2 separate regions of the Homo sapiens genome follow, and region 2 is linked to region 1. A link is an interaction called in ENCODE POLR2A ChIA-PET data of the cell type or tissue named here. Cell type or tissue: IMR-90. All regions are shown on one strand. Links, peaks and the distances in the headings refer to the core of each region. The heading gives the core; the rest is flanking DNA.

Region 1 (4,397 bases), core at 312-4,311:
AAAAGTATTTACACAACAATACAAATTTGTTAGATAGCTGTGAAGAATTTACAATATGCCAGTGTATTGTTATAACTGCTAACTATTTGGCTAGACTTTGTGTTTGATACATGTTAGGTATAGAAGATGTTATAGTAGAGATCTTGTTTGTTGGTTTGTTTTTTCCTTCTGATCATTCATCCTTATTTATCTGCTAATAGTGCCTTGATTTACTTAGGAAAACATTTTTGTAAATGTATATTGGCACACATAAGATGGTAGGATTCTGAAGTATTTTGAAAATAGAACCATTAGAATTTGCTGATGAATTAGTTATGGGGTGTGAAGAAAAAACAGGAGTCAAGCAAAACTAAATATTTTGGTCTCATCAACTGAAAAAAGTATCTACTATAACCATGTCACATAATTCATATTTATTTGCTTATTCTTTGCCTTCTTTCACTAGTGGTTTGAGGTCAAGGGCTTTCTCTTTTTTCCTAGCAACTGGAAAAATACCTGGAGTGTAACATATTTTAAGTATGTTAAATGAATAAATGTCTAAGTATTTCTGTGGCATACACTTCACAGGTGTGAAGTTACATGGAGTTAAAATGAATGTATACATTTAATTTCAGTATGTTTGGAACTACCATCCAATTTCCCAATTATAATTCCACTAACTATGCGTTAGAATGTTATGGCTGCAAATGAATGAGCAGTATGGTAGGCAGAATAGTGGACCCCCAAAGATGTCCATATCCTAATGTCTGGAAATTGTGAATATGTTATCTTACATGGTGAAAGGGACTTCGACTTTGTGGTTAAGGTTAAGAACCTTGAGACGGGGAGAGGCTGTGGTCAGAGAGTGATGTGATAGCAGAAGACAGAAGTAGGATCACAGAGGTATGACATTGCCGACTTAGAACAGAGTAAAAGTAAAAGTGGACATAAGCTGAGGAATGCAGGAGGCTCTAGAAACCAGAAGAGGCAAGAAAGTGGATTCTCCTCCAGAGCTTCAGAAAGGTATGCAGCACCTTGATTTTAGCCCGGTGAGACCATGTAAGACTGTGAACTTAAAGAACCTTATGATAATATATCTGTGTTTTTGAAGCTATTAAACTTGCAGTAATTTATTTCAGCAGTAACAAAAAACTAATATGAACAACATTTCAACCAGCAGGTGTTTGTGAGGATGGTGGTATGTCTGATGAAAAGATAAGAATGAGCAAAAATGGGCCGGGTGTGGTGGCTGATACCTGTAATCCCAGCGCTTTGGGAGGCCAAGACGAACGGATCACTTGAGTCTAGGAATTTGAGACCAGCCTGGGTGACATGGTGAAGCCCCATTTCTACAAAAAATATAAAAATTAGCCGGGCGTGGTCACACATGCCTGTAGTTCCAGCTACTTGGGAGACTGAGGTGGGAGGATTGCTTGAGCCCAGGTGGCAGAGGTTGCAGTGAGCTGAGATCACTCCACTAAACTGCAGTCTGGGCAACAGAATGATACCATGTGTCAAAAAGAAACAAACAAACAAACAAAAATGAGCAAAAATGGAGGCAGATTACATCACCAAGATAGTGGAATAGAAGGTAACCCTCTTATATCCTCCCAACAAGAAGAAATCTACACCAAGACATAGTTAAAAGTCACTCTATAAGAGCCTCAGTATTCAGGTAGATGCTTGTGAAACCCTGATGGAGTCCAAGACCTAGAAGGATCGTTTTGAGAGTCCAGACTGACAGTGCTGTCAAGCGGTTGATTCACCAAGTTTGCACCTGGGTTCAAGCCCAGAAGTGGCCTAGTCCTCCAAGGTGCTTGGCTCTAGTTCCATTTGGCTTTGAGCCTGCAACCAAAACCATCTGCCAAGGGGTCCAGAAGGAATTGAGCACACTAGTTCCTTGGCAGAAAGGTTAGTCTGCCTGCTGATATCAGTCTGGGCATGGAACCTGAAAGTTGCTGTATGGCTCTGGCCCAGCCTTCTTCAGCTGAGGTCCCAGCTCAGAGCTGCTTATAAAAGGGCCCAGAGGGATACTTACCCATCTCTTGCAGTCTGGTAGTCTGAGCCTCCCTGATGTGCTTGCCAACCTTGATCCCACAGCAGACCCTGAGCCAGTCCCAGCTCAGGGCCCTCCTTCTGCGATCAGGGAACTATCTCATCTGTGCAGGGAAGTCCTGGGAGACACACACACCTGCCTCTGAGTCACTGAGACTGGGCTGTCCAGCTTCTGCATCACAGCAGATCCTGAGGGAGCCCAGTTTTAGTTCTGGCCTCTCCTGCTGGAGTTTGGAAGCTATCCTGCCTGAACTGAGACCTGCTGGGAGACAAGCACCTTTCTGGCCCTGTGAGATGAGCTCTCCAGCCTCTGTCCAACAGGAGCTCCTGCCAAAACACAGTCTCAGCTCTGACCCCTCTTGCTGTAATCAGGGAACTATTCCATCTGTTCAGGGTTTTTCTGAGACACATGCACATTCTGAGCCAATGAGTCAGGGCTTTCCAGCCTCTATCCCACAACAGAACCTGAGGAGGCCAAGTTTCAGCTCTGGCCCCTCCAGCTGCAGTCAGGGAAATACTGCATCTGCAAAGTAACTTGCTGGGCAACACCCACCCCTCTGAGTTAAGATGGAGCTCTCTAGCCTCTGTCCCATAGCAGATCCCAAGGGGGCCTGGTCTCAGCTCTAGTCCTTCCTGCTGCAGCCAGGAACTATCTTGTTTGTGCAGGCACATGCTGAGAGATGCATACCTGTCTGAGTCAATGTGGAAGGCGTGCTATCCCTTCCACATTGGGGCCCAGTCTCATCTCCAGCCACTGCTGTTGTATTTGACGAATGACCCTAGTTGTGTAGGGACCTTTTGGGTGATGCATGCACATTACAGTCAATGAATTGGGCCTGCCAGCAGATCCCAAAGAGGCCCAGTTTCAACACCAGTCCCTCACGCTGCAGTCAGGACACATATTGACTGTGCAGAGGCATGCTGGGAGGTATACATGTCTGGGCCACCAGGGCAGTCTTCTGGACTCAAGACCTTGGCCAGAATTCCCATACAGCCCCAATACCCTCCTTGGGTCTTCCCTGGGTCTATCTGGGCCAGAAAGCCATGCCACCTTCTCATGAGACTCATAGCAAACCTGGGCTTAGAGCATCCTCTAGTGTTGAGATGGTTGCAATGGCCGCAGTCTCAAAAAACACAACAGTCAGTGATAAGGTTTCGCTGTTGCCTCCACTCAAAATCTCATCTTGAATTGTAATCCCCACAATCCCCATTATCCCTATAATCCTCACGTGTCAAGGGCGGGACCACGTGGAGGTAATTAGTTCATGGAGGCAGTTTCCTCCATGCTGTTCTCATGATAATTAGTGAGTCTCATGAGATCTGATGGTTTTATAAGTGCCTGGCATTTTCCCTACTTGCTCTTCTCCTTCCTGCTACCCTGTAAAGAGGTGCCTTCTGCCATGATTGTAGGTTTCCTGAGGCCTCTCCAGCCATGTGGAACTATGAGTCAATTAAACTTCTTTCCTTTATAAGTTACCCAGTCTTGGGCAGTTCTTCATAGCAGTATGAGAATGAACTAATACAGTCAGTATACTTAGAATCCCTGGAAGGCCTTTTGAAGGAGGACAGGCACAAACAAAGCCAGACTGCAATGACTAAAATAAACATCCAATCCCTGAATGCACAGACGTTGTCACAGATCCACAAGTATTAGGAACATTCAGGAAGATATGACCTCCCCAGAAAATAAGGTGCCAGAGACTGACTCTAGAGTGATAGAGATGTGTGATCTCTCAGACAAATAATTTAAAAAAGCTGTTTTTAGGAAGATCAATAAATTTCAAGAAAATAGAGATAATTCAGAAATTTATCAGAGATATTTAATAGGAAGATTGAAATAATAATAATTAAAAGTTTTCAAATCTGGAGAAAGATATAAATATCCAGGTACAAGAAGGTCAAAAGTCACCAATCAGATTAAACTCAAATAAGATTACCCTAAGACATATAACCAAACTCTCAAGGGTCAAAGACAAAAAGATGATTCTGAAAGCAGTAAGAGAAAAGAAGCAAATAACATGTAAGGAAGATCCAATACACTTGGCGACAGGCTTCCCAGCAGAAATCTTATAGGCTGGGATGAAGCGAAATATATTCAGAGTGCTAAAAGAAAAAAAAACCCTGTCAACCAAGAGCACTGTACCTAGCAAAACTATCCTTCAGAAATGAAGAGGAACAAATGAAACAAAACCTGAGGGAATTTATTGCTATCAGAATTGTCCTAAAAGAACCACTAAAGGGAGTTCTTCAATCTGAGCGGAAAGGATGCTAACGTGATTGTTGTACTAATGTTGAAATCATAGTGTTTCAACTATGGATATCTTTAGTAAAAAGACTAAAAGAATAAGAAAACTATTAAAAAT
Region 2 (4,397 bases), core at 144-4,143, 240 kb before region 1:
CACCATGCCCGGCCATTCACCACTTGACTCTTAAACCTTCACTCCTGGCTTCATCTCTTCTGGAACCTAGTTCTGTCAGTTGTCTGCCTTTTCTTAGTGTCCGTTACCCCTTAGTTTTTACCAAGGGTTAGATAAAACCATTTCTCCTATTTATTGTCAGGATTTTTGAAAGAGCAGTGTGACTTGAATCCTAGACTTTGTCACGTCTCTATTAAAAGCACTTATATCATAAAATATCTAAAAAGTCACATTTCTGTCTCAGAGATGATCTTTTCACTCTGTTTTTATCTTTTAATATCATTTTCTTATTTTAAGTCATTTCTTGAAGTATTACAGGGGTTATCCTGTATGCTATGTCTGTTTATTCCCTGTCACCCACCTTATCCCACTGTCTTATTCTTAGAGTTGTCTTTCAGAAACCCAAATACAGATCATGTCACAGATACTGAGAAGTTCCTTATTGCCTTGATAAGGTGATACATAAAACCTTAGAATGGCTTTCAGGGTTCTTTACTATTCCGTCTGGTTTATCTTTTTACACGTGTCATTTGCCACTCCAAAAGTTACAGGACTAATTGCCTCAACATACCATTTTCTTTATGTCTTCATGTTTCTGCTCATGATCCTTTCTGCCTAATGCTTTTCCACATCTTCCATTTCCGCTTTGAGGAACTCCTTTTTCTTTCTTCAAGATACAATGCTTGCAGTCTTAATCTTCCATGACAGTGCTCTCATAGTTTAGTTTAACCTCTGCAATAGGATATACCTCATGATTACTACAATTTATATGTGTTTCCTTTTACCAAACTCTTAGGAAAAAGGAGAGCCTGGGCCGGGTGGGGTGGCTCACGCCTGTAGTCCCAGCACTTGGGGAGGCCGAGGCGGAGGATCACAAGGTCAGGAGATTGAGACCAGCCTGGCCAACATAGTGAAACCCCGTCTCTCCTAAAAACACAAAAATCAGCTGGGTGTGGTGGCGCGCGCAGCTGTAATCCCAGCTACTCAGGAGGCTGAAGCAGGAGAATCGCTTGAACCCCGGAGGCGGGGATTGCAGTGAGCCAGGATGGCGCCACTGCACTCCAGCTTGGTGACAGCGAGACTCCGTCTTAAAAAAAAAAAAAAAAGGGAGAGCCTGTGTCTTTTTCTTTATATTAAATCTTACTGGGACTCTCTCATTTTAATATTAATTACTTTACTATGACCAGTGAAAAGTAGAAGTGAAATATGTCCCTGAATCCAGATACTTGTAATACATCGTAACAGAAATCATTGTTGTGGGTTGTGGTAACCCTCACCACACACACACACCCCCCACACCCCACACCCCCACCAGGCTCAAGCCATCCTCCCACCTCAGCCTCCTGAGCAGCTGGGACTACAGGCATGCACCACCACACCTGGCTAATTTTTGCACCTTTTTTTTTTATGTAGAGACAGGGTTTTGCCATGTTGCCCAGGCTGGTCTCGAACTCCTGAGCTCGAGCTGTTTGCCCACCTCGGCCTCCCAAAGTGCTGGGGTGACAGATACAAGCCACTGAGTCCAGCCCAGTTGTAGTATCAAGCATCACATAGTGTGTTAAATGACCATGACTTTCACAAGCTTTTTGACTTTATTAAAAATATGTTACACTAATCTCTTTTGCTGGTTAAAAGCTCATATGAACTAGTAAGTGTAGAAAAGTGACGGTAGTACATTCCCCTTTGAAAACAACTGTTTAATCTCTTAAGGTTATGATTCTGATATTTTATATGCCTATATTTCATTCAAAGTATATTATTGGTGCCTTTTATTTAAATCAGGCAGTGTAGTAATTGCTCAAGAATACAGTCATGAAAAGACTTACTTCCCATGTCTTTGTGGAGCCTATGGTAGGGTAGTTAAGTAGATAAAAACATCTTAGGATGTGGAGATGTTATTGCAAGGAATTGTTTAGTAAATAGTTTCAAATATGGCTGAAAATAAGAGATTAAAATTAAAGTTAATTGAGTTCAATAACTCAAATAGTTTATTGAGGCATTACTATGGGTTTTGAGGCAGTTGTTTTAGGGAGTTATGGCAACAGAAGCTATATTAGTACATCAGTAAGAGGAAAGAAGGACATCAATATTTAATGTACAGTCCCCTCCGTATATGCAGGGGATTGGTTACAAATCCATCTATACCAGAATCCATGCATACTCAAGTCCTCTGGAATCCACATATAGGAAAACTCAGTCCTGACTATACATGGGTTCCTCATCCTTCAAATACTGTTTTTAATCCACATTTGGTTGGTGGCAAAAAAAAAAAAAAAAAAAAAAAAAAAAAAAAAAAAACACAGTGTGTAGGTGGAACCATGCCGTTAAAGCTCATGTTATTCAAGGGTCACTTGTGTGTGCCTACACTAAGGCACCGAGCTAGACTCTATATACTGCATTTAATCTTTGTCATTATTTGGTGATAGAGGTGTTACTATCCTTGACTGCTGAAGTAACAAGGTCAGAGAGGTTAGATAATACTCTTAAGTTACCTGGCTTATAAATGAGAGTTTAACACAAGTCTTTAAGATGTCCATACTCTTTCTTGTACCTTGAAAAGAAAAGTAGGCAGAAAATTTAGACTATATTTGAAATGTTGCACAGAGAGAAGTTGAATGGTCACTAAAAGTTAAGTGATCAAGACTAAGCAAAGGATTGCAACTTATTTTTAATTTTTAAAATAGAAGAGAATGGGCCGGTTGTGGTGGTTAATGCCTATAATCCCAACTCTGGGAGGCCAAGGTGGGCTGGTGGCTTGAGCCCAGGAGTTCAAGACCATCCTGGGCAACATGGCAAAACCCCATCGCTTAAAAGATAGAGGAGAATGAGTTTTAATGCAGTAGGGAGGATGACAACATCTAAAGGTTAATTGTGCTTCTTAGTCCTGGAAGAGCCAGGTCAGGACACAATGGATGGGGGCTCGGTGCAGGGAGTAGAGAAACAGATATGTCAGGGAAAAATGAGAGTAAAAGAGGCAGTTTATACAAATTGTATATATCTGTAAAAGGTCTGCATTGCCTGGAGTTTCCTAAATTGTGGATTAAAGGAGTGGAATTTGTTTCAGAGAAAAATTCGAAATAGGAGATGGCAACACAATAAGTAGTTTCTCTTTATAAAATAGAAATAATAGTGGCATTTACTTTATGGACTTACGAGACCAATTTGTAGTTTATATATAGCGTGATATAAGTATTTGATTTATGATGAGGAAGGTTTAAGCTGCACTAATGAGGAATCAAATAAGAAATACATGCTAAAATGCTATATAATTGTATAAGATGATGCAAATAAGTCATACTTTTATTCTCCTTCATGATCTAGTAGTATTTTTAACCTTGGAGTTGTAAGTACAGTGGGCATAGAAGGACCTATCTGACAGGTTGAGCAAATCATTAAAAGGTGAGGAATTCCAAGTGTTAAAAGGTATTACTAATTTCTAAGGTGTTGAAGGTGTTTGTTCTATGGGCTAAATAATAGCAAATGGAAGGGAATTATCCCCCATTTAATTGTTTAGTCCATATGTCCGAATCTTTTGTCTGATACTAAGCACAAAATTTATAGTCTTTTTACATTTATACACATGTATTGGCTTCCTTTTACACTATTAGGCGGTCAAGAAGCAGATCGAGACGGCGGTCACATTCTAAGTCTAGGAGTCGGCGACGATCCAAAAGCCCAAGGCGGAGAAGATCTCATTCCAGAGAAAGAGGTAGAAGGTCAAGGAGCACATCAAAAACAAGGTATAGCATTGGGTGAGAAAGCAAATTTTAGGGTTCCCAGTACCCCTAGTACTGTGCTACTTAGTAACAAAAGAGGTGGTTGGGGTGCGGGGCAGAGAAATAGGGCTAGACAGGGGAAGAAACTGTCAATATTTGAGTTTGAGGAGGCTGACGTTTGCTTTCTGGTGCTTCCTTGTAAACTGAAACTTCAGCTTACAGCTGAGGGCCTAAGTAAAATTTCTTAGTAGTAGGAATTGTTAGCTGTCCTGCTACCTTCTTTCATAAGAAATACCGTAACGTTTTATTTCCATCTAAAAATATATTCAAAAACCAGTCTTTTCGTGTAGAACCAAACACTTTTAAATTAGTATGCCCCCAGTCATTTATAGTTGTGAGGCATACAATTTCACAGCACTTAATTTTTTTAGCAACTGCTTTTTATCTCTTGCTAAAATATTTATCTTAATTTTCTAGAAGCAACTCTATATTTGGCATTATTTTGTTCATTTATATATTTAGTTAAATCATGTCATTAAAGTAAGTACAGCTGGGGACACAACATAACTTACTCTTGGGAAGCATAAAACTCAACTGATGAGAACAGAAGAGTGGGGGTAGCTTTACTATCATTGTTAAACCTGTAATAATGGGGCTTTTAGT

What was found. ChIA-PET counts read pairs that join two places held together with the same protein. Peaks named below come from ENCODE experiments on the same cell type or tissue, not always from the same donor. Only the 100,000 strongest peaks of a DNase experiment are listed, where the experiment ranks them.
Region 2: POLR2A ChIA-PET joins it to region 1 with 7 read pairs; 2 of 35 experiments call an interaction of 5 or more read pairs at or near these places.

Annotation. Positions count from the first base shown.
Region 1 is chr1:70,484,953-70,489,349 of GRCh38, forward strand. No RefSeq gene overlaps it. Among named protein-coding and RNA genes, the nearest start is that of CTH, 76 kb to the left of the region's middle. In IMR-90, for the core only: CTCF peaks have their summits at 2,349 and 3,133; a DNase peak (open chromatin) is centred at 2,449.
Region 2 is chr1:70,241,058-70,245,454 of GRCh38, forward strand. It overlaps SRSF11 (serine and arginine rich splicing factor 11), which reads left to right. Exons shown (of 12, transcript NM_001350605.2): 8 at 3,627-3,758. Among named protein-coding and RNA genes, the nearest start is that of SRSF11, 22 kb to the left of the region's middle. In IMR-90, for the core only: no CTCF peak of the experiment used is centred there; no DNase peak of the experiment used is centred there.